2 separate regions of the Homo sapiens genome follow, and region 1 is linked to region 2. Evidence: chromatin loops called from intact Hi-C (ENCODE). Cell type or tissue: prostate gland. All regions are shown on one strand. Each heading gives the region's core, and the rest is flanking DNA. Links, peaks and the distances in the headings are about the cores only.

What was found. Hi-C counts contacts between places; a loop is a spot of excess contacts. Peaks named below come from ENCODE experiments on the same cell type or tissue, not always from the same donor. Only the 100,000 strongest peaks of a DNase experiment are listed, where the experiment ranks them.
Region 1: it touches region 2 in a loop (2.5-fold over the local background); 4 of 110 quality-filtered maps call a loop at or near these places.

What each region holds. Positions count from the first base shown.
Region 1 is chr4:128,711,483-128,727,620 of GRCh38, forward strand. No RefSeq gene overlaps it. Among named protein-coding and RNA genes, the nearest start is that of JADE1, 90 kb to the right of the region's middle. RefSeq lists an enhancer at 7,723-7,892. In prostate gland, for the core only: no CTCF peak of the experiment used is centred there; no DNase peak of the experiment used is centred there.
Region 2 is chr4:128,653,836-128,669,973 of GRCh38, forward strand. No RefSeq gene overlaps it. Among named protein-coding and RNA genes, the nearest start is that of LINC03140, 91 kb to the left of the region's middle. In prostate gland, for the core only: no CTCF peak of the experiment used is centred there; DNase peaks (open chromatin) are centred at 6,666, 7,176 and 9,686; H3K4me3 peaks cover 1,039 bases; H3K27ac peaks cover 6,381 bases.

The DNA of each region.
Region 1 (16,138 bases), core at 2,777-10,776, 58 kb after region 2:
TTCCCCAAAACTTAGTGGCTTAAAACAACAATAAACATTTATTATCTCTGACAGTTTTATGAGTCAGGAGTTCTGGAGCAGCTTAAGTGGGTGCCTGGGGTCTCTCATGGGACTAGAATCAAGCTATTGGCTGAGGCTGCAGTCATCTGAAGGTTTGATCCCCTTTCAAGATGGCTCACACACGTGACTTGGATTTGGGGGCAGGGCTCAGATTTTCTCCACATAGACTCTCTCAGGGCTACTTGAGTGCTCTCATGACCTAGCAACTGACTTTCCCCGGAGCAAGTGATCTACTAGAGTGAGAGCCAGGCAGAAATAATCCTTTTTATAACCTAGCATTGGCTATAACATGACATCACTTCTACCATGTTCTATTCATTAGAAGCAGTTCACTAAGTCCAGCCCACATTCATTCAAAGGGAGAGGAATTAGGCTACAGCTTTTGAAGGAGGTGTGTGTCTTAGTCTCTTCCAGCTGCTATAATAAAATACCTGAGATTGGGTAATTTATAAAGAATAGAAATTTATTTCTCACAGTTCTGGAGGCTGGAAATCTAAGGTCAAGGCACTAGCAGGTTGGATGTCTGATGAGGGCCCAATCTCTTCTTCTAAGATGGTGCCTTGTTGCTGGGCACTTTGGAGGGGATGAATGCTGTGTCCTCATGTTGCAGAAGAAATGGAAAGGCAAAAAGGGACCAACCCATTCCTTCAAGTTCTATAAAGGCCTTAATCCTATCCATGAAAGTGAAGCCCTCATGGCCTAATCATCTCCTAAAAGCCCCACCTCTTAATACTGTTACATTGGGAAGCAAGTTTCAACATAAAATTCGGAGAGGATACGAACATTCAAATCATAGAAGTGTGTCTAAGATTTTGTGAATCTATTTTTTTTAAAAACCACACTTTCTTAACTTAAAAAATGGGTTTGGGTACTTTGTGCTCCAGATAAAATTCCCAACTTACTGAACAGCTTCACAGAATCAGATGTCCTAGGGAACTCCCATTCTTTGGCCAACAAAAGCTTGTCAACTTACTCTGAGATGTCTCAGAGTTGTGAAGGCCCACAATAGTCATAGTTGTGTTTTTTGTTTGTTTGTTTTTTGAGATGGAGTCTCACTCTGTCACCCACGCTGGAGTGCAATGGTGCGATCTCAGCTCACCACAACCTCCGCCGCCTGGGTTCAAGCGATTCTACTGTCTTAACCTCCCGAGTAGCTGGGATTACAGGCACATGCCACCACGCCTGGCTAATTTTTGTATTTTTAGTAGAGACGGGTTTCTCCATGTTGGCCAGGCTGGTCTCGAACTCCTGACCTCAGGTGATCTGCCCACCTCGGCCTCCCAAAGTGCTGGAATTACAGGAGTGAGCCACCATGCCTGGCCCATAGATTTTTTTTTAAGTGTCAACCTTGTAATCCAAAGAGAAAAAGGAACCTAAAAGTCCAAACCACTGTAGCATCATCATTCAAATTATTTTCCTTGGATATCAAAAGAAAGAACAATTTTTGAAAGTTAAGTTTCAGTGTCAGAGGAAGGAAGAAGCCCTAACAAGTTCTGAGGAGCATAAACTGCAAATAATGTAATTACAACAATTTGATACTTATTAGAAATCAGGAAAAACACCTCCTACCTAGAAAACTGAAACATTATTACAGTCAAACAAGAAACTTTTCTACATTTAGCCAAGTGAAGAACAAAAAAGTCCTCAAGACTTTTGAGAATGCTGCCTGGGAGAACAAAAGATCAGTACCCTAATTACTTTGGTAACTTTCCATCATAATCAGTGTGGCAGTTTGTTTTGCTGCTGCTTCTCCTTTCCCTTTTAAATGATCTGCAACTTGTCTGTCTTTTAGATCTAAAAGATAGGCAACCATTTTCTTCTGTCTGTTGCTTTGATTCTTGGCTTATCAGAATTTCTCTGTATCTGAGCTGAAGTCAGGAGTCAGCTTCAGAGAACAAATCTCAGGAAGTAAACAAGTCTGCTAAAAAACAAAATAACAATTTGCAAACAGCAGCACTATTAACAAGGACCCTCAAACTGGTATCCTCTTAGGAGCAGAGTGTCTTAGTCCATTTTCTTTTGATATGACAGAATACCACAAATTGGTAATTTATATATAAATTCCCTTTATATATAAAAGGAAGAAGTTTATTTAGCATATGGTTTTGGAGGCTGCGAATTCCCAGAACATGGTGCTGGCATCTGGTGAGGGCCTTCTTGCTGTATCATGGTATGGTGGAGAGCATCACATGGCAAGAGGGCAGGAGCACGCGAGCTCAGATCACTCTTCTCCTTACAAAGCCACCAGTCCCGCCATGGAGGCCCCACCCTGATGACTTCATCTAATTCTTTTTTTTTTTTTTTTTTGAGATGGAGTCTTGCTCTGTCACCCAGGCTGGAGTGCAGTGGCATGATCTCTGCTCACTGCAAGCTCTACCTCCTGGGTTCATGCCATTCTCCTGCCTCAGCCTCCTGAGTAGCTGGGACTACAGGCACCCGCCACCACGCCCAGCTAATTTTTTGTATTTTTAGTAGAGACGGGGTTTTATCATGTTAGCCAGCATGGTCTGTATCTCCTGACCTCGTGATCAGCCCACCTCGGCCTCCTAAAGTGCTGGGATTACAGGCGTGAGCCACTGCGCCTGGCCCTTTTTTTTTTTTTTTTTTTTTTGAGACAGAGTTTTGCTCTTGTTGCTCAAACTGGAGTGCAATGGTATGATCTCAGCTCCCAGGTTCAGGCGATTCTCCTGCTTCAGCCTCCCGAGTAGCTGGGATTACAGGCATGTGCCACCACTCCTGGCTAATTTTGTATTTTTAGTAGAGACGAGGTTTTTCCATGTTGGTCAGGCGGGTCTCAAACTCCTGACCTCAAGTAATCTGCCCACCTTGGCCTCCCAAAGTGCTGGGATTACAGGCATGAGCCACGGCATCCGACCAACTTCATCTAATTCTAATTACCTCCCAAAGGCAGCCCTATCTCTAATCAACATAAGAATTTGGGAATTTAATTTCCAACACATAAAATCTGGAGGACACATTCAAACCATTGCAAAGGAGAAACATAATATCCAATGGCTATTGCTTTTTTAAAAACAAGGAGATAAATTGTCTAGTGTAATTATGGGGGAAAATTTAGTATCTTTTGGACCTGAAAAGGAAAAATAAAATGTACTTAGAGAAATGCAACCAAGATTGCCTAGTATTGGCAAAAAACCCAGAATATCTACTTTTAAATCATGGAACTTGGTGACAAAGGCACTATGGTGCTTGGTACAATCATAAAGGACAAAGTCAAGGACTGGGAAAACTGAATATTAAGAGTGTAAGAACTTACAAGTACTGAGGGATCCCAGAGGCATCCTATCCCACTTGGCCTCTACACATTCATTTGTTCTAGAAGAATAAAGGTAGCATTGATCCAAGTCATACTGATCTTCTGTCTCTCCAGATAAGACTGATTTATAAGTTTACACCATCTGTTGGGGTTAGTGATGTTATTCTCTCTAATACCAGTTAATACCTCAAAAAGGGCTCTGTTTAGCTGAGACAAACAGTAACTTCAAGGACCTAATCATAAATTTTTTGCAATTTTCACTATGAAGAAATTCAGACTTCATCTTGATCTAAACCAGTGTGCTTTCATTTGTCCCCAGACCCTCAGGGATCTGTCTTCTCACTTATGAGACATTCATTCACCACCTCCAATACACACACACACACACATACACACACACACTTTTTTTTGAGACAGGGTCTCATTCTGTCACCCAGTCTGCAGTGCAGAGGCAACATCACAGCTCACTGCAGCCTCAACCTCCTAAGCTCAAGCGATCCTCCCACTTCAGCCTCCAGAGTAGCTGAGACTACAGGCATGAACCACCATGCCGAGCTAATTTTTTGCAATTTTTGGTAGAGACAGGGTTTCGCTATGTTGCCTGGGCTCGTCTTGAGCTCCTGGGCCCAAGTGATCCACCCACCTCCACCTCCCAAAGTGCTGGGATTATAGGCATGAGCCACCATGCCCGGCCTTTTCTCTCCATTTTAAGTCACTCCCCCTGCCCCCCAACTACCATAATTCTATTAAATACTTCAAGGGAAATTTTGAAGTTGGTGTCCCTGAGCCAAACTTTTAGAAGAGGTACTTTTCCCTGTGCTAACTTCAGCCTTTTCTTTGTTAGGTCCCTTCACGCACTGGAAGGGAAGTTTGATAGCGTTTTAAAAGAGTGAGAAACTCAGTGTGGAAAGAAAAAAAAATAAAAAATAAAAACAAGAAATGTTAGCTTTCAGAAAAGCTATTTCACAATACACTGCAATAACCACAAAAATCGAGAGTTTTGCCTTACAACCCTAGGTTTACCACTGAAGTATGTATGACCTCAAGAGAGTCAATTAACTTTCTGATTCGTAGTTTCCTCATCTCTCAAATGAGAAACTTGAACCAGTTACCCTAAGGTATATTATAATTCTAAAATGACACGATTTTATATCAACATGCCCCAAAAGTTATTGACCATGTGATATTTGACACTATTATTAAGGCCTGCCAAATTATATTCTATGTGTGGACATGATTCCTTCTAAAACCAGAGTAAAAACCATTCCAAAAAGATACTTGAGAAATAATCGGGCAATTGGGGGGCACCCACATAACGTTTGGTTGTTCAGTTTCATAACAGTACCACTCTTCCCCTCCTACAACCACCACTGCTGTCCGTTTCTACTTCCCTCAATGCTTTTTCACCCTAGACTCTTAATACCTCTCCAGGGCTAGAAGTCACCATTTTCTTCAGAGCAGTCCCGATAGTATCACCTGTGTACTCTGCCTATTAGATGGTGGAGGTAGCAAAATATCTTACATGATAAAAGTAAGGATCATCTGGTGGGAGAGGTAGAGATTGGTTTTGGACGTATTTAGTTAGTCCCTTTTGCTTCTCAAAATAAACATCTTTGTGCTCAGTTAAAAGCTTTCCAAGATGTTCACAAGGGAAGAGGGAATTCTTGCCAAAAACTTAAGCCCAGCCAGACAGGGATACTAAAATTTTGCTGCCTGTGGAAACACGTGGCCACGCAGGACTTTGGCATAAAAACAGTCATCTGTGCTTAAATGATGGCAGTGTAGACTTCTGGTGGTTCAGAGGCTATGTTCAGGGCACCCAGGCACAGTGTACAGGGTCTGACAACTCCATTGGCAGTTCCCATTCAATTACAGTTCACAGCACACTCTTGTCTATTTACAGAACTTACAACTCGGCAAACCTTGGTCCTTATGGTTGGAGGGGTAAAGAGAAACACTTCTCTCACTCTTTTCACAGTTTTAGTTCTGCTTCCAAATCTTAACAGTTGCAAAATGCTTTAGAAGATCTAGGCCCAAGAGCCCATCTGCAATTTTAGTGTTGTGACCTTGGGCAAGACACTTAACCATCTCTGAGCCGCAACTTTCTTGTCCATAAAATGGTGATAATGATCCTTGTTCTACTTTGCTTACAAGAATGTTGTACAGATCAATAAAATAACATAAATAAAAATACATTAAAAAGTGCTATGTAAATACAAGATTTTTAAATTATCAGGTGCCTCCTCTTCTTCTCTGCTCTTTCCTTTATCTCATCTGTTTCTGTGTCCTTTAAGCATCTTCATGGTCTTTTCTTAGTCCAAAATTCCCCATGTGGTTAATGCTTAGCTTCTTAAACACGGGCTTTTTATCAACCAGGCAAATCTATACCTATATATGATCTACCTACCTCCCCATTCAGAGCCAATCTATTACCTTTAGTATAGTCTCATTCATTTCCAGTTGCATGAATTGAGGACTTAATGTCTCTGTGTCCTAGGCTAGGGATACAAAATTGAACGAGCAGATTCAGCCCTCGAGGAACACACCATTAGATCTAAGCATCTTAGACCAGTCAAATAGGTTCATCAGGTCTACATAAGTTGCAGTTGAACCTTCTCTCCCTGGAAGAGAACTCTGCTTCTATGAGTTTAGGTGTATCTGGACAGTTTGGGGCAGAAGTTGAACTTTGAAGTCCTTTAATCCCACTGTTCTGGAGAAGGCAGGCAACTATCCAAGCCTCCTTGAAATTATTTTTCACATTCCTTTGTTGACTGGCCCCATACTTCCCCCTCTTTTTTTCCTAATTCAATATCTTATTTAATGTTGAGCTTTTGCTAGTGTTCAAGTCCATGTTAGACAATGAGAATTGGTTCCATTAGCTTAGCTATCAGGTCAGAGAAATGAGACCACCTGTAGCAACATGACTTACTGTTTGCTCTAGTAAATTCTTGCCCAGGAAGATAAACTTGTAGAGCAATAAATAATTTCACTGTTTGTGTCAGGAAATTCCTGAAAATCAATTTATTTGAAAGTTGCTCATGTGGGCAAATGGCCCTCTTCTCAGGGCAATAAATTCACTTACCTGGGCAAATAGTTCTCTTATCAAACAACTATGCACTTATCAAGACTTGCTTTAGGACCCTCTCATTGCTGTGTCCATCAGATCTACACCTGCTGGGTGCGGTGGCTCACATATGTAATCCCAGCACTTTGGGAGGCTGAGGAGGGTGGATCACCTGAGGTCAGGAGTTTGAGACCAGCCTGGTCAACATGGTGAAACCCTGTCTCTATGAAAAATACAAAAATTAGCCCGGCATGGTGGTGCACGCCTGTAATCCCAGCTACTTGGGAGGCTGAGGCAGGAGAATGGCTTGAGGGGAGGTGGAGGTTGCAATGAGCCTAGATTGCACCACTGCACTCCATCCTGGGTGACAGAGCCAGACTCTGTCTCAAAAAAAAGAAAAAAAAAAAAAGATCACCCTACACCCTATGTATTTCTGCTTCTGTCTTCCCTTTCTGGGATAATCCTAGAACTCTGTCAAGGTGATGCTCTCCCTCATTGCAGGAGGTTCAACAAACTCAGCCGCACTTGATCAACAGATTATTCTGGTGGCTTCTTGGGGAGTTGGCAGTTGACAACTTGGTGCATCATTCAGTAAAGCAAGGGAAACAGAGGGAAAAAATGTCTTAAATTTAACATTTGCCATTTCTTTAAAAAGACCTCTATAGTCATCATCATGTGAAAAATCAGAATTTTGTTAGAGTTCCTTATTCTTTTTATATGATTTGGAATAGTCTTTATTTTGAATTACATATGAGGTGGTACACCATAATTGTTTTGTTACTTGGAGCTTCTAAAAGGCTCCATTCACTCCTGGGTTCCTCCAAAGATCTTTCTGTTACAAATAACTCCCTTTTCTACCCATTATACTTTTTATATATGTTGAAAAGTGATTAGCTAGTTGTGTTCACACTAAAGTAATTGGCTAATATTCGAGGAATTTCACTGAAAGTCTGAGAGGGGCTATGTTGGAGTTAGTTCACTGTTCACACTAAGCAAATTTGGCTTGTAATCTGGCTCTCTCAACCAGTTTAAAACCTGGAAGTTTATCAAAAATGTCACACATGGAAATGAGCACTTGTGGCACTTGTTTAAATTCATGAAATAGCAGTCATTTTAGAGAGAAGAGCTTGGTGAGTCAGAAGCCAATCTTACCAGCTCAGTCTGAGCCCTGCTGAACCTAGCCCATTTTTATAAACCTAGAAAATTGATGTCTACATAGCAATCATGATAGTTATCATGATATCATGATACCATGACTTGTATATTTTCTAAAACTTTTCAAGCCTCAGAGGAAACATTTGAGTTCAGTATTTGGCTTTTGTTGACTTCTAAAGACTAAGGCTGGGCACAGTGGCTATGCCTGTAATCCCAGCAATTTGGGAGGCTGAGGTGGGAGGATCACTTGAGCCCAGGAGTTCAAGACCAGCCTGGGTAACAAAGGAAGACCCCAGCTCTACAAAAAATGTAAAAATAAATAAATACATAAGTAAAAATAAAGACTTATAACCTTCTTTGTAAGTATGCATCCCATGGTAAATTGAGTCTTAATTTTTCCCTCATGGATGCCTTTTATTTTAGGTTTATTTCAGAAAATCCAAAGGTGGTTACTATTTTAAATTTGAGTATTTTGCATGCAGAAATTGAGCACAGGCTTGTTTCCTAAGCAGGTAAGCTGGGAACATTATCATATCATTTCTTGAGTTCTGGTGTATTCAGCAGAGACCAAGATGTTTTCAAATACATTGTGCTAATTTTGACAATTGTGTGAGGTGGTATTAATCTCCCCATTTTAAAGGTGGTGAAGCCAAAGCTCAGAATTTAAATATATTATTAAAGACTTTGGAAAAAAGTGGTAGAGTCAAAATATAACCTAGGTCTACCTAATTTCAAAGTCTGATCTTATTTTTACCTTACCACATTGTCACAGACTTTAACTCCTAGCCATTTTTGAATTGTTTTTATCTTTTAATTCTATCATTAATAAGCATTAGTGAGTGGTATCATTTTCAAAGAATGTATAAAAGATTTTTAAAGCAGAAACAAAAGCTCAAATAATATCTTTATATACTCACATGTTAATCAAGATCCAGGATATTATTTAAGTAAACAAATAGCTATCCTAAGATGTAACTATTAATGAAACTCTAATTAATGAATTTGCTCATTTGTCTTCTTTATTTGAAGACATTACTGCTTCTGATATATGCATATCCTACAATGTTATAGGGTAAAAGAGATATCTCTTCCTCATCCATCACTATGTTCCTGGTTGAGGCCCCTATAACAAAAGACATTAACAACAGAAAAACACACAAATGTATTTAATATCTTATACCTGACGGGGGGGGCTTCATTCATAAGGAAATGAAGACGTAACAAAGAAACTTGTGTATTTTTATGCTTAGGTTTGATGAAGAGTAGTCAATTGTGGAGAAATATCACTAGAGGACAAAAAAAATGATCTAATAATAATAAACTGGGGGATCTTAGTAAGGCCTGTTTGTTCAGATTCTCTTCTCTGTGTCCCTGTGTCTTCAAAGATAAAGATGTTCCTTCCCTCCAGCTATCAGGAGGGCACTTCTCACATGAGGTTCTTATGACCTGCTTCAGGGGAGAAACGCCCGTAGGTCAAAAAGTGACCTTCCTAGGTTTTATGACCTCCTTCAGGGAGGGGGAGGGGCTCGGGGAAGGTGAGAGTAACCTGCCTGCTTCTGCTGTTCTCAAATTCCTTCATCTTAAATATATTTAATATGCCAAGGCGCCATATTTTGGAATAGCATGTCTTAAAACCAATCAATGTATTTATTTACTTATTTATTTTGAGATGGAGTCTTGCTGTGTCACCCAGGCTGGAGTGCAGTGGCGCAGGCTTGCTCACTGCAACCTCCGTCTCCTGGGTTCAAGCAATTATCCTACCTCAGCCTCCTGAGTAGCTGGGATTAGAGGCACCTGCCACAACTCCCAGCTAATTTTTGCATTTTTAGTAGAGACGGGGTTTTACCACATTGGCCGGGCTGGTCTCAAACTCCTGAGCTCAGATGGTCCACCTCCCTCCCTGCCCCACCGCCTCCCAAAGTGCTGGGATTACAGGCATGAGCCGCTGTGCCCAGCAAATTAATGTATTTTTAAGTATTTCACCTTGGACTTATTACATGTGTTCTTTGTTAATCTTATTAAAAAGTTGCTTTTCTAACCTAGAAATTTATTTTGTATCCCATTACATCTTATAAAATGATCAAATGGCCAAAACATTATTTTTCAAAAATTCACTTTATTAAGTTAATATAATATGAACCTGCAGCATTTTTATTTAGAAGAACCATCCCTAGTATTACATATTCAGTACATCTGCACTTTCTTTTTTTTTTTTTTTTTTGACACAGTCTTGCACTGTCGCCCGGGGCTGGTGTGCAGCGGCGCAATCTCGGCTGGCTGCAACCTCTGCCTCTCGGGTTCAAGCAATTCTCCTGTCTCACCCTCCCCAGTAGCAGGGATTACAGGCACATGCCACCACGCCCAGCTAATTTTTGTATTTTTAGTAGAGACAGTGTTTCACTGTGTTGGCCAAGCTGGTCTTGAACTCCTGACCTCGTAATCTGCCTGCCTCTGCCTCCCAAAGTGCTGGGATTACAGGCGTGAGTCACCATGCTCGGCCTGCACTTTTTCTAACTAAAGGTTCAAGACACTGAAGACATGAAGTTGTATTCGACCATTTCTGTTTTTAAAATGTTATTTAACAAGTTATGTGAGTGATCGGAAGGGCTTCTTTTCTGCTGTTTATTTGCATCTTATGCTTTTCCTTTTTGCTCTGTCTTCTATCTCATTTCATTTTTACACCTTCTTACTTTTAAGGACATTTATCACACGCTGCAAATGCTGCTTGTGCATCTCTATTCTGTTTATGAGCAGGATAATGTCATTGGCATTTTAATATTTCACAGCAGCAGCAGTCATGACCAAACGTTCCCCTCATTGGTTTTCCTTTTTCCTTTCTAACTCTTCCTCTTTATTTTTTGTTCTTCTTAAGCCTGAACAGGGTACCTATATGAAATCAAAAGAAAGCTGTCATTTAAAAAGGGATGACCCTAGCCACTAGGGCCTAGCATTCAGGAAAAAAACAAATTCGTACCCTGACTGCTCCACAAGTAGCAAGCCAGCATGGATCCTGGACTGTGAGGCCAGTGAAACAGACGCAGCAGCTGGGATGGAAGAGGAGTTTCTGATTGGCCTGACTACTTGAGAAAGGTTACAGGGAGTGGGAAAAATCTGACCTTTCTCGAAATGAGGAATGTGCCTGGAGGATTCCCCACACGAAACAAAGAATGGTTCACTCATCACCTGTGTGTTTCCATTCTATATTCAGAGCAAAGCAGTGATCTCTTGGTTATTCTGTGACAGGTTTCTTCTACTGTGGCAAAAAGCCTGAACTGATGGCCTTCCAGATGTGTATTAAAACGATGTTTCTGAATGGGCAAAATAACATAACTGCTGTTTTAACTCAGGCATAGCATAACAGCTAAGACACCTCCACCAGGTTCTTCATTTATACACAGGCACTTCGGTCTTTCTCTTTTATCATCTTCTTACCTTGTAAACTTTAAAAGTCTCCATGGTAAATGTGATAGGTGGCATAAAGGAAAGCAAAGGTCTTGATGAGAGTAACATAACATTTACAAATTACCCTAAATTACTGCTAATAATAGTACTTTGTATTTGTGAAATTTTAAAAAATATTTCATATCGCTATCAAAACTATCCATTCATTTGTCAATGAATACTTACTGGAAACTATGTACCAGGACCTCTGGGTGATGGGGAAGAGAGCAATGTTCAAGACAAATAAGATTGCTACTCTCATGTATCTCATATTCTAGAATGGTGTGGGATGGAGGGAGACAAACAATAAACAAGTAAACAATAAATGAACAGAACATATCCAGATAATGGCCAGATATACGAAGATAATAAAATGGTATAATAAAGAATGGCTCTGGAGGGGTGACTGTTTTAGATTGAGTGGTCACAGAGTCTCTGTAAAGAGAAAATAGGACAGAATTTCTTAGACCTTGTGGAGAACCTAAACCTATCTATTCCAGTGTTCTTAGCTTAGGTAAGAAAACACAGGTCCTGGGAACTTACCAGTGAGAAAACTAAGATCAGTAGAGGTTAAAGTCTTACTGTCACAAACAAGTATACAGCTATTCTACACAGTGCCTGGGCAGACGTAGAACTGTAGGCAATTGCTTGGTCATCAGACAGCTCCTTTGTGCATATTAGAAGACAAGTGCCCCTTTCTCAGGGAAAATGCCCTTGTGCAATGCACAACCTACATAGTTAATAATGTACTATACGTTTTACAATATCTAAAAGGGAGGATTTTGTCTTCACCACAAAGAACTGATAAACATCTGACATGATAGATATGATAATTAACCTGATTTGATTATTCCACATGAGCCCACAAGTATATGCAATTATTGTTTCTCAATTAAAAATAAAATAAATATTTAAAAAAGAGAAAGGAAGTTTGGAAGTGGATAGTTTGTCAGGGACCCAACCTACTTCCATCTTTTGTTCTGCCATATTTAACTTCTATTGCTAAGATAACATTACGGCTCAAGATTATATACATATTTTAGGTAGCACTAACAAGAGACAAAGGAGATGCATGTCCTGCCTTTAAGGAACTTCAAGGAAGTTCTACAACACACTTCGGTTTACATGTCATTGGCCAGAATAAGTCATGTGACCTTTTGCAAAGGCGACTGGAACATGTAGTCTGTTAGTTAAGTGGCCACGTGTTCAGCTAAAATCAGAGTTCTGCTTTTAAAAAGAAGCAGGGCGGGGCGCGGTGGCTCACGCCTGTAATCCCAGCACTTTGGGAGGCTGAGGCGGGTGGATCACCTGGGGTCAGGAGTTCGAGACCAGCCTGACCAGCATGGAGAAACCCCGTCTCTACTGAAAATGCAAATTTAGCTGGGGGTGGTGGCATGCGCCTGTGATCCCAGCTGCTCCGGATGCTGGGGCAGGAGAATCGCTTGAACCCAGGAGGCAGAGGTTGCAATGAGCCGAGATCGCACCATTGCACTCCAGCCTGGGCAACAAGAGTGAAACTCCGTCTCAAAAAAATAAATAAATAAATAAATAAATAAATAAATAAATAAATAAAAAGAAACAGACAATGGATATTGGAAGGTAGCCAGTAGTCCCTGTCACACCATCCAGACCCAGGTCACCTGTGTCAGATCTGGGGACAGGAAGTGTCAGTTTGTGAGAAATGAAAAAGCTAGTCATTAAGAGTTATAATATCTGGGGGCTGACTCTACCACTTACTAGCCCAGTGACTTTAAGCAATTTACATATTCTCTTTTAGATTTAGATTCTTTACTCATTGGAAGAATAAAGACACTATCTAATGTTTAGGGTTTCTTGACGATTAAGAGGTAATATTTATAAGAAATAAAGCACCTGGCCAGGCGCGATGGCTCACACCTGTAATCCCAGCACTTTGGAAGGCCGAGGTGGGTGGAATCACCTGAGGTCAGGAGTTTGAGACCAGTCTGGCCAACATGGTGAAACCCTGTTTCTACTAAAAATACAAAAAATTATCCAAGACTGGTGGTGCGTGCCTGTAATCCTAGCTACTTGGGAGACTGAGGCAGGAAAATCGCTTGAACTCGGGAGGCAGAGGTTGCAGTGAGCCGAGATCATGCCATTGCACTCCAGCTTGGGCAACAAGACTGAAACTCTGTCTCAAAAATAAATAAATAAATAAATAAATAAATAAATAAATAAATAAATAAAGCATTTAACTATATCTAGCACGTGAGAAGCATTTAGTAAATATGATTTTCCTTTTTTCTATCTGTTATAAATAGTTTTCCCAGCTCTGCCTACTGCAGCTTTTTTTTTTTGACTCCTTTTTTTTTTTAAAGGTCTTAAGATGAGCCTGTTTATCTTCATCTCTCCCTATCTCCTTCTTCAACAGTCCCAAACTATGTGCACAGAAAGCAGCTTATGCTCCAGGCACGGTGGCTCACGCCTATAATCCCAGCACTTTGGGAAGCCTAGGCGGATGGATCACTTGAGGTCAGGAGTTCGAGACAAGCCTGGCCAACTGGTGAAACCCCGTCTCTACTAAAAATCCAAAAAAAAAAAAAAAAATTAGCCAGGTGTCATGGTGCATGCCTGTAATCCCAGCTACCTAGGAGGCTGAGGCAGGAGAATCACTTGAACCCGGGAGACGAAGGTTGCAGGGAGCCAAGATCACACCATTGCATTCCAGCCTGGGCAACAAGAGCGAAACTCCATCTCAAAAGAAAAAAAAAGCAAGCTGCTTATGCCTCAAAATTCCTGTCACAATGAGGCTGAGTAGGGAAGGTCATTTCTGGATGGTTCAAACATGAACTAGACAAATGCCCCTTTTGGGGTGGGACAGCCAAAGGACTGGTAAATTACAAGGCTGCCATGAAGGCATGGTTGCAGCCTGTGATCTTACGGGTTGTGTCCTGCACAGAGCACCAGATTCAGGGATAGAGCAAGGGCTGACATCTAGGCTGAAATCCTTTTGCAACAACTTGGGGGGAAAAAAGAGCTTTTTTTCTAACAGGTCTAAAGGGTCAATTCCTATGCCTGCAGGGGCCCATTTTTCTAAATTCCACAAAGGAAACTTCCCTGCTGGCTTCCCTACAGGCAGTGTCCCCAGTGCCCTGTCAGAACAGGTCCAAACTTCAGTCATTCTGCTTTCTTCAGTGCCCTGGCCACCTTCCCCAGTCCACGTGCCATCAACAAACACAGGATATAGATCTGCTTGTTCAGTGTGTACCTTTCTCTGCGCCTCCATTACCTGAGTCATGAGTATGCATAGTGGTCACTTGGCTCCAACATTTTTTTTTTTCTTTGAAAAAGGAAAAGACAAAACTTTGTGGCTTAAAAGTAGAAGTGTCAAGATGGTGTTACAATTATAGCACCAAAGTCTGGAGAAATGCCTCAGACATGGAAAGCATTAAAATATAGAAAGCTAGTTTTCTAAAATAGTTTTATGGCACTGATGTAAATGGTTTGGATTTTTCCCCTTTAAAGTTTATTTTACTTTTTTCTTCTTCTGATTGTAATCAGTCATCTAAAAGACAACTGGAAGAAGCCTTTGAGAACAGTCGTTTTTAAATGATGAGCTATCAAAATGACTTTGGGAAGAAAAAAAAAAGGAACCTACAAGTGCAATGACCCAGAAAGTAGCTACACGTATGTAAGGAGGTATAAAGCTCCAGTGCTTAGGTTCAAGGCCATTTCTTTTTGCTTAAAGGCTTGAAAACAGAGAAGAAAAAATTCCACGACCCCAAACAACAGTAACATAAAAAAACTGTCACCCAAAGTCTTTCTTCCCAGAGGAAAAATGTCAAGGATATTTCTAAGTTAATTGGACACACCATTAGAAGTGACGGTCTGTTTTAGATGTTGCCCCTCTGAAAGCCTTTTGGGTTGATATCACTAAACCACTCTCTTCATGAAGATATTTTATTTCCAACTAAACTGTGTAGTAAATCATATATTATTTTTAATTTTTAAAGTTCTTAGAGCAAATTATTTTGAGCTACCAACTCTGTTGGGTCTTCTGCTCTAGATGATCCTTAATGTGAGAAGTCACATAATCCTGAATCCTGAAACACTCTTTTTTTTTTTTTTTTTTTTGAGACAGAGTTTCACTCTTATTGCCCCAGGCTGGAGTGCAGTGGCACCATCTGGGCTCACTGCAACCTCCACCTCCCTGGTTCAAGTGATTCTCCTGCCTCAGCCTCGTGAGTAGCTGGGATTACAAGCACCCGCCACCATGCCCAGCTAATCTGAAACACTCTTGAAGTCTACTTGGCTAAGCATTTGGTCAGTGTTTTTTTGTTTAGTTGGTTTTGGGGTTTTTTGGGTTTTTTTTTTTTTTTTTTGAGACGGAGTTTCACTCTGTCCCAGGCTGGAGTGCAATGGCATGATCTTGGCTCACTGCAACCTCCGCCTCCCGGGTTCAGGCGATTCTCCTGCCTCAGCCTCCTGAGTAGCTGGGATTACAGGTGTGCACCACCACACCTGGCTAATTTTTGTATTTTTAGTAGAGATGGGGTTTCACCATGTTGGTCAGGCTGGTCTCGAACTCCTGACCTTGTGATCCGCCCACCTCGGCCTCTCAAAGTGCTGAGATTACAGGTGTGAGCCACCATGCCCGGCCGGTGGTTTTGGGGTTTTTTTTGAGATGGGGTCTTGCTATGTAGCCCAGGCTGGAGTCAGTGGTGTGATCTTGGCTCACTGCAGCCTCAACCTCCTGGGCTCAAGCAATCCTTCCACCTCAGCCTCCTGAATAGCTAGGACTACAGGCGTGTGCCCCAACACCCAGGTAATTTTTGTAAACTTTTGGAGAGACAAGGTCTTTTTATATTGCCCAGGCTGGTCTCAAACTTCTGGCCTGAAACGATCCTCATGTGTCAGCCTCCCTAAGTGTTGGGATTACAGGAGTGAGTCATTGTGCCCGGCTCTTGTGTTCATAGTTTCATGAAGAACTTGTGATTTTTTTTTTGTCAGATTCCACCATCTTCTCATTATATTAATGAATGCCACCCACAATGAAAAATTAACATTTTCGGAACTAGAGAGAGTAAAATAAGGTAAGATACTAATATTGTTGGCCATTTTTTGACTATATATCAGCACCTGCAGCATATGCCATAGCAGTTCCCATTTCATGTAAATATAGC
Region 2 (16,138 bases), core at 2,728-10,727:
ACTGCAAATAAAACAAGGGAAGAGGGAGGAAAATCACAATGTAAGAAGTTTCCTTTGTTTACTACGCTTAATTGGGATTCCACACATGAATGAAGAAGAGAAGACGGTCTCTCCCAGGGTGACTGGGAAAGGGAAAAAAAGGTGGGTTCCTCTGTCTGTGTGCTTTTTAATGTGCAAATTAGTCAGAGCCTTTTCCAACCCAGGAAAGCTTACAGTTCTGAGTACAGGGTCAGTGTCTTAGTAGTGCTCAGTAAATATTAATTGAAGGGGATGATGGCTTTAAGGGGTGAGCTTCATTCCATTCTCTCAGGACAGCCCTCCAGCCAAGTACCTAAAGGTCACTCTGCCTCTTGCCTCAAGCATTATCTCAATGACCCCTTTAGTTAATGAGAAAGCTCTCAGTTCTCTTGTTTGCCTTCCAACTCATCTTCAGTTCTTGCCAATTTATTCCGCCTTCTGCACTTAGAGGCCGCTGAGAACAAAGCAGGGATGAATGGCAACAACAGCTGCTGCAGCCCCACTTCTTGGGCACAGTCCTTCACCATGGAGCTCTCCAAACTACCCTCCTTGAGCTGGCATTGAAGAGGAGGGGCTTGAAGGAATAGGCTGGAGAACTGGGTAGGGGCTGCAGCAAGGAACATAGATTGTGTTTTTGTTTCCAGCAACTCACTCCCCATTCTGACAGATTACACAGACTTGTGTGACTGGTGAAGGGTATCCAGGTTCTTGGCATTTTGAACAAAGAATTGGACAAAAATGCACAAACAAAGCAACAAAAGAGAAGCACAGATTTATTGAAATGAAAGTACACTCCACAGAGTGGGAGCAGGCTCGAGCAAGCAGCTCAAGAGCTCTGGTTACAGAATTTTCTGGGATTTAAATACCCTCTAGAGGTTTTTCATTGGTTATTTGGTGTACATCCTGTGTAAATGAAGTAGTGGCCCACGATCAGCCCAATTGGTTAAGGAAAACAATCAATCAGAGGCTGAAGTTAAGTTACAAAGTTGCAACCTATGCAAACGTCTGATTGGTTGTGGAAAGTGACCAATCAGAGGCTGAAATGAAGTTATAGAGTTATACTCCTATGCAAACGAAGACTTGGCCCAAGATCAGTCTGATTGGTTGTGAGGGGGGACCAATCAGAGGTACTTTCAATTTTTCATCTACCATGTGGAAAAGCGGGGAAGGGGGTTGCAAAGGCAGTAGCCTCTCATCCTTTTGTTACTTGGGTGTGGAAAGTCAGGCTTTTCCTTTTGATTTAGTTCTAGGAAGTCAGGGTAAATCAGCCTTAGGTTCCCTGCCTCCAGACCCTATTCTCCTTCTCTTGGAGTACCTCCTATGGGAGAGTCTACAATTTCTGCACCTTTGATGTCAGGCTTGGGCACGTGAGTGACTAGGCCTTGTGGGTGACCTTGACTATGCCTCATCTGTGCCAAATCTTTAAGAGTGATTGTATTCCACCAGCTCTCTTGCTGTTTTCTCTCTGTCATAGGAATGGCATACCCCAAAATGGACTGCTCTTTCAGCCTGGATCTGGAATGAAGAAGACATAAAGCCAGTTTTGATGCACCTGTCTTCTTTATTCCAGATCCAGGATAAGTATTTGTAGTTGTAACTGAGATTTTGGGGTTGCTTGTTACAGTAGCAGAGCTGACTAATGCATACCCTGCAAGTGCAGTGGGAAAAAGAAGTTTGTGACCTGAGTATCCCACCAATACTTGTCTTTACCCATCAGGCTGCCAAACTGTGATGAATAATAAGAGCTCCTGCAGCTCTTGTACCTGCTGTTTGACACTGCCTCAACAGTCTCCTTGACTAAATAAAGCGAGTATATTGTATAATATGGCATTCCAACTGCCAACACAGCAAGCAAGGGGCTTCTAGAAAGGGAATCCCCTCTAAGGTTGGAGAAATCTTAGCTTTCTCCAAGATTCTCATGTAAAACATTGTATCATTCACTTCTCTGAGCAGAAATCCAGATAAACCTAGTGCCTTCTCCAACCTTGGAGGTACTAAGCTGCCTTCTAAGAGGAGCAAAGGGACCTGTGGTAGAGTGTCATGATGATATGGGTAACTTTGACTCATTTATACTTTGCTTTTTATCTATGGTCTTCCTCCAAAGCATATGCTTAGTGTAAATTGTAACTAAATACTGATTTAGACTAATGTCCGAGTGGAAAATAACTATCTAAAAATAAAATATTCATGAATTTGAGTTCAATTATAGCTTTATGTTGTTGTTATTAGGGACTATCCTTTGTTGGTTTAAGTCAGCTCTGTGCCTTTATGAAGATGGTTATATGAAAATATTGAATTACACAGCTTCCTTTAGGAACTCTTTGACTGTAAAATTTTCACACACTTGTGAAATTTAAGCAGATTACATTATACCAATAGATTTTTGATAGCTATCTTAAAATAATGAGTTCAAACCAAGAGACGATTATAACTGACAACAGAAATGTAACTGTGAACTTTAAAAATATGCTAATGCTTGTCCCTATATAGAAATATTAGCTTAAGTTCTTTCTGTGACATATGTGTGTTTATAATCTATTTTTGTAATAGGGTAAAAAAATCAACTCCAAAAATATCACTCTCCCCTTTGACATTTATCAGTGATAGCAATAATGCCAGCGAGCATTAGTACACTGAAGAAGTACAGAGATGCCTCCTAAGGCATATCTTTAGGTTTTATCTTTAAATGATCTCCTTATCCCTGACTTAATTTGAATGATGTTTTAGATCAAATTCATATATAATGAATGGTGACTATGTTGATCTGGTCCTGCTCGTTTTTACAGGTTTAGGGTCTTACAGAATACATAAAGCTCATAAGGGGGACTTAAAATGATTTGGGGAGACAGACAGACAGATAGATATATGGATAGATGGATAGGTGTATGAAAAACCAGATGAAAGAATGGATAGATGGGTTGCTTCTCTACTCCAAAAATAAAATAAGAAAAGAAAAATATTACGTAGTCATTTCTGTACTGATACTAATTTAATCTATTTCAGAAAGAAGGTCATATTTTCTTTCAATTTAAATAATGCAAATGCAAATAAATATAAATTAAATTGTGATAACGATTGTTATCATGGCAAAAAATTAAAATGCCTATCTCGAGGCATCTTTTGCCTTTAAGTGCTACTTTTCTCTTACTCTTGGAGGCTCAGTGGTGATTAATGATATTCTTCACACTCTCAAAGGCTTTCTTTAGGAACCCTTTCCCAGTGACCCCACAAGAAGACAAGGCTTCACCAGCTACGGAGGACATATGGTTTAAAGATCCTCAATTACTCTAAGGTAGTCACAGGCTGTGAACAAAATTTCTGTCATATTCCTGTAATGCCTTTTATAGGGAGAAGCAGGGAAATCCAGATTAGAATATAGTTTTCCTGGTGAGATTTGATGAGGTTTATAATTGTCTGAGAGTTTGGTTCCTATAGCTCCTAGACCCCTAAGGTTTTAATTATCAAATATTTGATTCAACCTTGAAAATAAGAACCTTTGAAAGAAAAGCAACACTTCCCTCCTTTGAAAAGCCTATATTGACCTTGCACCTCTATCTAGCAGCTGCCCTAGTACTGTAGCAGTTAACCCTAGTCACCACCATCCTTCTTGAACTTGACTCCTCCCCTAGCTTGTATGACTTTACTCTCTTTTTGTTCACCTCTCAAACCACTCCTTCTCAGAGTCCACTGCTGGGTCCCATCCATTGTCCACCCTTAAACGTTGACTTTCTTCAGCCCTCCTCAATTCTCACTCTGTACCCACTCCCCTGGTTTTAATTCTCACTGCTACACTGGTAACTCCTGACTCTATATATCTAGTCTTGATCTCGCCTCAGCTCCAGACCCATAGATTCGAGTGACTACAGGGTATCTACATTGGAGTGCCCATATGTAAACTCCCACTGTGCATCCTGTTTCTTGGGTATTAGACACTTTCCACTGTACTGTATGCCTGGAATTTGAAAGTCATCCTCTCTGAGCTCAATTACCAGTAGACATTAAACATCTCAGCGCTTATCTTATGGCAGCCATTGTGCTCGACTGGGAGATACAGAAATGAAAAAGACATTTTCTACCATGAAGAAACTTTTACTGTAAGGAGAGAAGAGGAAAAGCAAACAAAAAAAGGCAAACAAAGGCAGAGCAGGAGTGATATTGAAGAAGGAAAACCCTGTAAGTAGAAGGAGGAGAAGAGAGTAATCCTGAGTGAGGATTGAAGAAGAGACAGCAGCAAACTGGGCCTTGAAAGATGAATAGAAACTTCCTCCATAAAAATGGGGTAGTGGGAAGGGAGATAGTCCAAAAGGCAGGGAAAAGATGACCAGAAAAGCAGGGCGTGATTGCACAGCTCATTTCATTCATTCATTCCCCTAATTGGAGCTCAAAAACTGTCCTAAGCTCAGAGGAAAGGGAAAAATATGATGTGCCAACAGCAGTGTGTGTGTGCTGTGTAGTGGTGGGGTGTGTGTGCGCGTGTGTGTGTTGGGGAAGTCAAGGGGCATATGGTTGAAGAAACTAGAAAAGTAAGTTGGGGCCAGCCCTGAAAGCAGATGTTTGTTTCATTCACTTGAATGAAATGTACTTTGTACTTCCTGTGAGAAGGATAGGCCACTAAATTTCAGGGCTGATATTCACTTATGTATTTACAAAATAATACAAGTTGACATCAAGTTAAAAATATACTACCACGTGACTTCCTGCCATACACCAGAGAAATTCATAGCGGTAAAGTAAGTATTTAGTGAGCCAACATGTTGTGGATCTTTTTCCAAGCCTCATTGCTTTCCTGGCCAGCTCTGGACAAAAAGGCAAGTCAGGTTAAGAAGAAGAAAAATAGAACAGGGAGAAGGAAAAGGGGAAGGGGGAGAAGGGAGAAGGAGGGGAGAAGGGAGAAGGAGGGGAGAAGGGGGAAGAGAAGGGGGAAGAAGAGGAGTGGGGCAGGAAAAGGAGGAAGAGAGAGCCAAAACAAGAACAAAAAGAACAAGAACAAGAAGACCAGGCTGGGTACGGTGGCTCATGCCTGTAATCCCAGCACTTTAGGAGGCCGAGGCGGGCGGATCACCTGAGGCCAGGAGTTTGAGACCAGTCTGACCAACATGGAGAAACCCCATCTCCAAAATACAAAAATTAGCTAGGCATGGTGGTGCGCACCTGTAATTGCAGCTACTGGATGGGGGGTGGGGAGCGGGGGTGGTAGTGAGCACTGAGGCAGGAGAATCACCTGAACCTGGGAGATGGAGGCTGCACTGAGCCGAGATCGTGCCACTGCACTCCCGCCTGGGCAACAGAGCGAGACTCCTTCTCAAAAAAATAAATAAATAAAAAGGACAAGAACACCAACAACACTATTGATCATGTAGAATGCTCCTGGCCGGGCGCGGTGACTCATGCCTGTAATCCCAGCACTTTGGTAGGTTGCAGTGAGCCAAGACCATGCCACTGCACTCCAGCCTGGCGACAGAGCGAGACTCTGTCTCAAAAGACAAAAAAAAAAAAAAAAAAAAAAAAGAGAATGCTCCCATATTGAGACATTCTTAGCATGAAAAGGAATGCGGATTGAAAAAACTGGTTTTAATGGGCCCTATGTACATTGAAGTCTCACAACAGCTTATAGAGACAACATGGAAGTATGAAAACTTTTTTAAACCCAGACTGTGTTACTAGTTCTGAAACAGAAGCTATGTTTTACAAAGATAGATGATATATAATGTCTAAAAGGATCAGGCTTAAGAAGGGAACAGGCTAATGCAGACAGTGGTTGGCTTCCATGAGGAATGGGAAAACCATGGTGATAGAGCTCTGTGTTTGGTTAGTGTCATCTGAAGAGCAAGAAGAAAATGAACCAGAATTTGGGCTTCCAGGAGTTGCTGCTCAAGGGGATCAGAGCCACATCTGTGTGAAATGGCAGCTGGTGGCAAAGCAAAGTCATTTTCCTTTATTATGATAAGTAGTTGTGTAACACACAGGAGTGTACACCTTCCATCCATAGTATTAGAATTGGTTTATCTGGGTCGGGTGTGGTGGCTTACACCTGTAATCCCAGCACTTTGGAGGGCCATGGCAGGAGGATCGCTGGAGATCAGACGTTTGAAACTAGCCTGGGGCACATAGTGAGACCTTGTCTCTACTAAAAATAAAAAATATATATATAGCCAGGTGTGGTGGTGCGTGCCTGTAGTCCCAACTACTCAAGAGGCTGAGCCAGGAAGATTGCTTGAGCTCAGGAGGTGAAGCCTGCAGTCAGCCATGATCGTGCCACTGTACTCCAGCCTAGGTGACAGAGTGAGACCCTGTCTCAAAAAAAAGAAAAAAAAAAAGAATTGGTTTATCTGAACAACCTGTTAATGTGTTTGAATTGAAAAAGAAATTGTACTTATAGGCTCTATAAATGAATAAACTTGCACCTCAAAGGGTTCGTGGGGATTTATAAGGAAGGCTTGGGAATTCAAGAAAGAAACAGTGATATTAACATGGTGTACTTAAAGGATATGAAAACCAAGGGAAGTTGCCAGATTCAAGAGGAACTACTCTGTGTTCTATCCAAGCTGAACATTCCATTTTTACAAGGACTCCTTTGTTGTCATGTTTATACACAGACTAATAAATGCTTGACCTTTTTTAGTGATGAAGGAACAGTCTGTGCCTCAGGAGCATATTATTTCAAGAAGCACAAATGAAGAGAAAGTCCAAACCCTCTGGGACAGATGGACTAAATATTTTGGTATTGGAACCACATGGGGAAAGGCAGCAGTTGGGAAACAGAAACAGAGGCCTGATAAGGGAACCTGGAAACAGCATCAATCTTCTCAGAAGTTTCCAAGGACTCCAGATATGCAGGGAACTGGACACCAAGCTCACGTGAGGAAGGAATCAAAGTGAATGAAACATTGATCTTGAAGTTAGTAAAATGCAGTAAGTGAGGAAAATATCTGTGTTCTTGTGAAAGAGTTGATTTCTCAACTTTGGGGTTCTGTATAAAAATGACTAATATTCATCAAGCATTGGCTTTCTACTTAGAACAGAGTGTTTATATGAATTAACTTATGTAATCATCACATCAGTCTTATGATGCAGGCACTGTTCTTACTGCACCCACCTTTTTTCTTATATAGACAGAGAGGTAAGTAACCTCCCAGAGTCACAGAATGTTAGAGTGACTTTGACCGCGTTTATGTAGTCTCATGCCTGAGCTCACACTCTTGTGCCTCCCAGGGACTTTAGCAATCACCTAACTCTGATTTGCTTCCCTCCCCTCCTTACCCCAGCTTTCTCCCTCACTCCCTATTCTAAACAATTAAGAGTGAACTCAAGAGCATCCAAGGACCTGTGTAGTTGCCTTGAAATACCCCAAATATTTGTGTGTCTTAGGAATGACAAATCCCTGGTAATCATTACAATAATGATGTGGTATTATTATGAAGTATTTCATTAGTACTTATTCAATGGTGTTTCTAACATTGTATGGTTAAGTATCACCTCAAGAGTGAAGAATAATAATTGATGATAATGATCACGGGAAGCTGATATTTTAACTTTTGGTTCAAAAAGCCTTTACTTTGGAGAACCAGAGACCAATGATGAAATGTGATGTTCCAATTACAGGGCTGAAACCACAGGTATCTGAAATGCAGTGGAAAAAAACAATGAGAATGTGAGGGCCCTAGGTAACATGAAGCGATTGGTCTCGCTGTTGGGCATAATGAACTCCTACCTGCACTCAGTGCCACATGATGCAGAGTTTATGGTGCCTCTGAGACTGTTCGTAAAGAGAGGCGTTGTGTGGGACTGATAACAGCTCTGCTCAAGGACAGCAATGATGTCTGCCACATCCTTGGAGTTGGGAATTACCTGGCCTCGTTACCTCCTCCCCACTCCTCCCCACCCCAGGAATCTGGATGCTCAAGGCTTGACTATTTCCTCCATTCTCCCCTCACTCAAGCCCCGTGTTCAGAAGCAATCAGATAAACTCATTCATTCTGAAAAGTTTAATGTGTGACTCTTCCAAGGACAGTTTGTTTTAACAGAAAATCAAGTTTCAGAACAAATGTCCAACAGGTCCCAAATTTAACTCACTATACTCAAGAGTGTGAAAATCAAAAAAGTAAATTTTTGTTTCCCATGAAAGATCTAATCTTAACTCTCTGGCCTTCCCACACTGGGTGCTATGAAGAAAAACTCCTAAAATTGCTATTTAAAGCCATCTCAGTCTTTTCTATCTTAAGATAGTCTTAATTGGAGCAATCATCTAATCACTTACAATTTACCTCTTTTAGTTTTCTGTTGTTGCAAAAAAAAAACAAAAACAAAAACAAAAAAGCACACATACTTAGTGGCTTGAAACAACATGAATTTATTATCTTATCCTTCTATAGTTCAGAAGTCCAAAATGGGTCTCTTTAGGCTAAAATCAGATGTCAGCAGGGCTATGTCTCTTTCTGGAGGCTCTAGGGGATAATCCATTTCTGTGCACTGTCCAGATTCCAGAGGCCCCTCATATTCCTTGGTTTATGGTCCTTTCCTGCATCTTCAAAACCAGCAACAGTGTGTAGAGTTCTCACATCTCTCCTCTCTGAACGGACTCTTCCACATTTAAGGACTCTTGTGATTATACTGAGTCTACCCGGACAATCCAGGTTAGTCTCCTTATTTTAAAGTCAGCTGATTAGCAATCTTAACTCCATCAATTACCTTTTTTTTTTTTTTTTTTTTTTGAGACAGGGTCTCTTTGTATCACCCAGGCTGGAGTACAGTGGTACCTGGCTAATTTTTTGTAGAGACAGGGTTTCACCATGTTGCCCAGGCTGATCCTAAACTCCTGGGCTTAAGAGATCCTCCCACTTCAGCCTCCCACAGTGGGATTACAGGCAAGAGTCACTGTGCTTGGCTTTCCATCAGCAATTTTAATTGCCCTTTATCCCGTATGGTAATTTTTCACAGGTTATAGGTATTAGGATGTGGACATATTTGGAGGTCATGACTCTGCCTACCACACCAGCTTTTCTAACTTCTTTCTTCCCCTCCTGCTGCTCCTTCTCAAAATAGTGCATGGGTACATGAAGGTAGAGGAGAGAGGGCCTCAGACTCAACGGTTGTTTGTTCTCTGGATCCTTGCTGGTTTCTACTACTGCGATGGGCTTATTTCTGGTTGGGCTGGATCCCACTGATGAAATCTGTGACAGATGAATTTTTGTTTATTATAATTACTTTACGCTACATAACTAACCACCTCAAAACTTAGTGGGTTAAACGATCATTTTGACAATGAAAACAATTACATCTCATGATTTTGTGGATTGACTGGGCTCTGCTGGGCAAATTTTCTGTTCCACAAGATGGAGTGGATGTCACTCATATGGCTGTATTCAGCTGGGAGCTTGCCTGGGGCTAGAACATCCAAGCTGGACCCCTCCAGGGTCTTTTTCCTCACATCCTCTTACCATTCAGGAGTGTAACCTGTTTCTTCACATCACAGTAACTGGCTTCCAAGAGAACAAAAGTAAAATCTGCCAGGCTATGTCCTCAAACCAACATAACATCACTTCTGCCACAATCTTTTGGTCAAAACAAGGTGCAGTGTCAGCCAGATTCAAGGGGAAGGAAAACAGACTCCTTGTCTTCATACATCTAGGTAGAAGAGGAAATGGTAGCAGCTGTATTTGCGGGCAAACTGCCAGATAACCTGTTTCAATCTTAGCTTGGTCAGGCCTGAGGCACTGACTTTGTGACACCTGAGTGTCAGTCACTTCCCTAGCCTAGGTGGCGTGCCCTGCAGCCCTATGCCCAAGTCTCTTTCCTTCTCTCATGGCAAACTCAGGCCAGCCTCATTATCTACGTTCTGCAGCCCCAGAACTGGCAGGAACTCCTGGGCACTTTGGGTGTTCAGGCTGCTGAAGGAAGCTTAGGAATGCCAACTTAGTCTTCTCCAGTTGGAGACTGTGCTGTGCCACCATTTTTATTCTGCTCATGAGGCTTCTTGGTCCAGTGGAGCCACCAAGCGTGGTGGTCTCCTCCAGCAGTTACAGTGGGAGATACAGCTTGCCTGCTAATGAGCTACAGGAATCATGGATTTCCTGGTTAGAAGAGTGGAGTATAAACTCTCTCCGCTTTTGGATTTCTCCTCAACCCATCTCATTGCTCTTTCCTCCAGGATTTTGTCCCAGAAGGTCAGATCAGAACATCCATGCTAACTGCTTAATTTTCATAGTTTTCCGAGACAAAAGGACCTTTTTCCCCTGCCCCTTTCTACCTGATAGAGGCTTTTCTCAGGTTATAACTCCTTTTTAAAAGGTAGCATTTGTCTGGTCCATTAAGCTGCTGGGGATGATAATGGGAGACGAGGGGGATTACAAATAAAATAGTTTAATGTTTTCAAAATATACCATCCTCATAAAGAAACAAATCTCTAATTAGGACATTTAAATATCAGTCGTTCAGGCTGGTGGACTGAAGGCTCTGTCTCGGGTCTCACTGCACTAGGGCTGCAGCAGCCACTTCTCTTTGAAGATGGCTATTGCCAGTTAAGACCTTCCAGGAAGCCAAGGCATGAAAGGAAGCACAGAGCCCTGCCATGTGCCCCACCTTCATGTTCTGCTCACCACCAAGCACACCCATGCCCACCCGCACACTCTGGAAGTCCCTATCACCTGGGCCTTCCAGAAACCAGTCACCTCTCCTGCTCATGGTTCCTGGGTCTTCCCTCCCTTTCAGACAACAGAGGTCCCAGCTCTATTCATGCTGTCCAATAAGCTGGGATCAAGCATATGTTGTCAGGACCTGAAAGTAGAGATACAACTTACCTGTGAGTTACATAAGGGATACTTTCCCAATGATTCTACCCCTTTACCTTTGTTAGAGTGGTTGAAAAACACGTGATTTTAGATTTGCAGTGTATTCAACTATGGTTATACCCATTGTACAGTGATATGTATTTCTCATGACAATCCTGCTTCATTTGGAAATAATAAGTCAAAATGACTGATGTGAAATATCATTTGCCACAGCACATTTGTCATTCTAGGGAGTTCTAGACTTTATGACATTAAACACTAAGAAAAATCTGGGTGCAGTGGCTCACGCCTGTAATCCCAGCACTTTGGAAGGCTGAGGTGGATGAATCACCTGAGGTAAGGAGTTTGAGACCAGCCTGGCCAACACAGTGAAACCCTGTCTCTACTAAAAATACAAAAATTAACCAGGCGTGGTCGTGGGCACCTGTAATCACAGCTACTCGAGAGGCTGAGGCAGGAGAATCTCTTGAACTCGGAAGACGGAGGTTGCAGTGAGCCGAGATCGTGCCATTGCACTCCAGCCTGGGTGACAAGAGTGAAACTCCACTTCAAAAAAAAAAAAAAAAAAAAAAGAGCTGGAAAGAAAAGAAAAGAAAACACTAAAAAAAAAAAAAAAAAGAAGAAGAAGAATAAGACAAGTCCACAGAGCTTAGACCTAGAAAATACACTGATGTTATAAAATTTCTGGACTGTTAGAACTGACCCTACATGCTTTATACAAAACTTATACAGCCTTACTTCCAACAAGATGGTTTTGAGTTAGAAGGCTCAAGAATCATATTTTATGACACTTCAGTTCTCCTGGGGCCTGCAGACAAGTTGGGGATACCTAGATGTGTAGTGCATGCAGTTTTCACACCCAGGTGGGATAAGAGGACCAGAAGCTAGTAATAACTGGATCCACATCAAACTCAGAATGGAAACCTAGGAGAGAGCCAGAACCCAAGGTGAGAGTCCAGAGAATTTTGTCCACCAGCACATATCTGCTTTGAATTCTACTTAGCCAAGAAGAGGCAACATAACACTCTGGCAAGAATTCTGGACCAGGAGTCAGAGTACCTGGGTTTGTTCCAAGCCTTGGTTCTGACACTGACTACTCATGTGAGTATGGGTGACTCGATATCTTCCAAGCATCATTCTCCTTGGGAGAATGAGGGAGGTTGGACTGCGGGTACTTCATGGTTAAAGTCCTCCTCTAATAATATGCCCACAATAACTATACACTAGTGAGAAGGAATAGAAGAGATGAGGTCATACTAAATCCTGTTCACACTAGTTGAGATCTCTGAGGTGTTGAGATCTCTGAGGTGCCAAATGAGAAATAGTCACAAGAGTCCATTGAGATCCAAATATCTGCTTTCTTGCTGAAAAATGCTGAAAGGGAGAATAGGTCTATGGCTGAAATCAAGGCCTTTCTCCTTTGCCTGAAGTCGATTTCTTGAGACCCATAGAAAGAGCCACATTGGATCTGCCAAGCACACACTCAGGCAGCTGAATGGAGGTAGATATTCTGCTTCTCACTGTGTGACCCACCAGACCATATGGGATACCACATGGAAGCTGGAGCTAAGGGGCAGCTTGGCTTGTAGGCAGGCAGCCCTAAAGAGAAAGCCCAGAGGAGCTGAGCTATTTCAGTACTTTTCTATATCACCAATCAGATTAGTCTCTCCTTATCTTGTGGTGTCTTAGCCTGCTCAGGCTGCTATAACAAAATACCATTAAATTGGGTTGCTTATAAACAACGGAAATTCATTTCACACTGTTCTGGAGGCTGGGAAGTCCAAGATCAAGGCACTAGCAGACTCGGTGTTTGGTAAAGGCCCGTTTGCTGGTCTACAGATGGTGACTTCTGGCTGAGCCATCACATGGTGGAAGGGGTGAAAAAAAGAAGTCCCTTGAGCCTATTCTAATAAGAGCATTAATCTCATTCATGTGGGCTTTGCCCTCATGACCTAATCACCTTCCCAAAGGTCCCATCTCCTAATATCATTGCCTTAGGGTCAGGACTTTAACAGGGTTTAGAGTTTTAGACTCGTTTGGACCATAGCATTTGGGAAAAAATGAAGAAGGGGATTATAAGAAAGGGCATAGGTAAACTTTACAATAATTCTGGAAGGCAGAAATTCTCATTTTGGAAGCCAAAACTCTCCAATGTTGGAGGTAAGAAAAAATGGTTTTCCTGACAAGTGCTTCTTCCATTCTTGAATTCTAGGGATGTGTAAAGGAACAGAGTACATGACAAGCAGGAAGCATGGGATAGAAAATGGAAGTTGGGAAATGTGCTGTCAATACCAGCCCCAAACTAATTAAAGAGCAGTTTCTAGATTTCCCAGCCCTCCCCACGCTCATATACTTGGTGAGAAGTGGAAAGTTCATAAAAATTATTGAAAAAGTTTTGGCTGGGCATGGTGGCTCATGCCTGTAATCCCAGCACTTTTAGAGGCCGAGGCGGGCTGATCACTTGAGGTCAGAAGTTCGAGACCAGCCTGGCCAACATGGCAAGACCTGGTCTCTACTAAAGATGCAAAAATTAGCCAGGCGTGGTGGTGTGTGCCTGTAGTCCCAGCTACTCTGGAGTCTGAGGCAGGATAATCACTTGAACCCAGGAGGTGGAGGTTGCAGTGAGCTGAGATTGCACCACTGCACTCTGGCTTGGGCAACAGAGTGAGACTTCGTCTCAAAAAATAAATAAATAAATAAAATAAAAATAAACAATTAATAATTGGGCCGGGTGCGGTGGCTAGCGCCTGTAATCCCAGTACTTTGGGAGGCCGCAGCAGGCAGATCACGAGATCGGGAGATCGAGACCATCCTGGCTAACACAGTGAAACCCCATCTCTACTAAAAACACAAAAAAAATTAGCCTGGCGTCGTGGCGGACACCTGTAGTCCCAGCTACTCGGGAGGCTGAGGCAGGAGAATGGCTTGAACCCAGGAGGTGGAGCTTGCAGTGAGAGGAGATCCTACTACTGCACTCCAGGCTGGGCGACTGAGCAGGACTCTGTCTCAAAAAATAAATAAATAAATAGATAAATAAATAAATGAATAAATATTATTGGAAAAGTTTTGTTATACAGGGCCTTAGTTAAAAGCAACCAATATCCAAAGGATAATATCCCAAATGAGACAGATTGTGAAGAAGGGAGAAAATGAAAATGGTCAATATTTATTAGTATCTTCCCTGTGTTAGGAACTAAACTGGGTGCTTTACATACATGAATTAACGCTTGCAATGAGTTAACCCTTGCAGTGACATTAACCCTAATATAATGCTTGCAGTGAGTTCCTTATAGAGATAAATACTAAAGCTCAGAGAGGTTAAGAAAATTTCAAAGATCATGTAGTTACCATGAGACAGAAACAGGCCTAGAACTTAAGTCTTACACCAAAGTCAGTACTTTTTAAAAAATAATCCATGTTGCATCTAGAAATACTTTTATCCAATGTAAAAATCCCATATAGTACAGGGCTGGTATTTGGAGAGTGTTAGACTATGTTAGATAACTGATAGAAACATTTTGAAACTTAATAAAATCACCAAGAGAATATTATAGTACACAGGTCTGTCACTCAGTTCTATGACCCTTGAATTAGAGAGCAGGGTGCTGGATGCCTGTAACCTGGGATACAACTAAACTAGACCTGTTGGATGATGTACTAGACAAGGTGGTATGAAGGGCTGAAGAACCACTAATTGTGCTCTACACAGAAACCAATATGCTAGCCTTTCATGAATTAAAAATATTAGATGTGATAAGCTGGGATGACAGTACTTATGCCATGTGGGGAGGACAATGGTAAGAATAGAGGAAGATTAGGAGTTCAAGACGTAGGCTAGCTAAAGAGGGACCCTCTATGGAGGCTGATATAAAGCCTGAAATTGCTGAACAAAGAGGACAAAAGGCCAATCCAGTACTTGCTGAGTTGCTGAGTAGAGGGGCAAAATGATTAATGATAATATCTGGCCCTAGGCAAATGTGGACTAAAAGCAGAGGAGGTCACTGAATGCTGACAGATGTTTAAAAAAAAAAAAACACCATGAAGAAGTCACATCAACGTCTATTTCCTAATTTGAACAAAGTACTGTTCTACTCTCCATTTGCTGAACAATGCTTCTTTTCTGTCTTTGGAAATAATTGTTGTGTTGTAGTCTTAGCATACATTATAATGCCAAATGAATATGCCTAAATTAATACCTCACCAATCTGTATCGTCAGAAAGCGAGGAGTCACAAAGCATCGAGTTTTCCAGTGAACTGAAGCTTAGACAGTATAAGCACCAAACTTTTATAAGCTTTAGCCATTTTCATGGAAATCGTAATAAAATGAATTATATTCTTCTCAGCCTCATTAAACAGCGTATACTGAACATCATTTAACGTGTTCTTGATGGCTCTGAGTCCTTGCTGTGAACGTCAGCTATACTATTAGGTAGTGGTTCAAGATGCCCTCTGGGGTTGGTGAAATAGACAGGGCTTCTGTGTGTGTCCACTGCAATCTTTCCTGGACCCAGAGGTGGGAATGGGCTTCCCTGCTGGTACCATCTGATAGCTTCTCCTCTCAGCCCCAGGTCCACGTGTGTGCTGGTTTCTAGTCTTTCTGCTTTAACCAAAAGCACTCCTAATATATTATCTGTAGCTTTTATATGAAATAATAGCTGCTGTGGAAACCAAATCACCAAACTTTTTGTTTGTTTGTTTGTTTGTTTGTTTGTTTTGGTAGGACAGGGGCTGACTCTGTCACCCAGACTGGACTGCAGTAGTGCCATCATGGCTCACTGCAGTCTCAAACTCCTGGGCTCAAAAAATCCTCCTGCATCACCCTCCCGAGTAGCTGGGACTACAGGCACACACCATCATGCCCCGCTTATTTTTGTTGTTGTTGTAGAGATGGGGTCTCATTATGTTGTCCAGGCTAGTCTCAAACTCCTGGCCTCAGCAATCCTCCCACCTCAGCCTCCCAATGTGCTGGGATTGAGCCACCATGCCCAGCACCAAACATTAAAAAACTGTCACCATATTCATATAGAATTCTCTATCAGCAGGTTATAATATGAACACAGAGAAATGACCCTGTGCTTGTGCCATAAATAAATTACATAGACTTTTTGACAGGGAACTCCTTGATGTTGAAACTTTTTGACATTGGTACTTATCTACAATCACAGCTGCATTCTGAATACTTAATGATTTTTAGGGTCTGATTACAGGGTAGATAGGATATTATTGGTATTTGCAATTTTTGTTGTCCTTGTTTTCTAAGATGATGTCACCCAGCAGTCTTTTTCTTTTTTTTTTTTTTTTTTTTTTTGAGACGGAGTCTCGCTCTGTCACC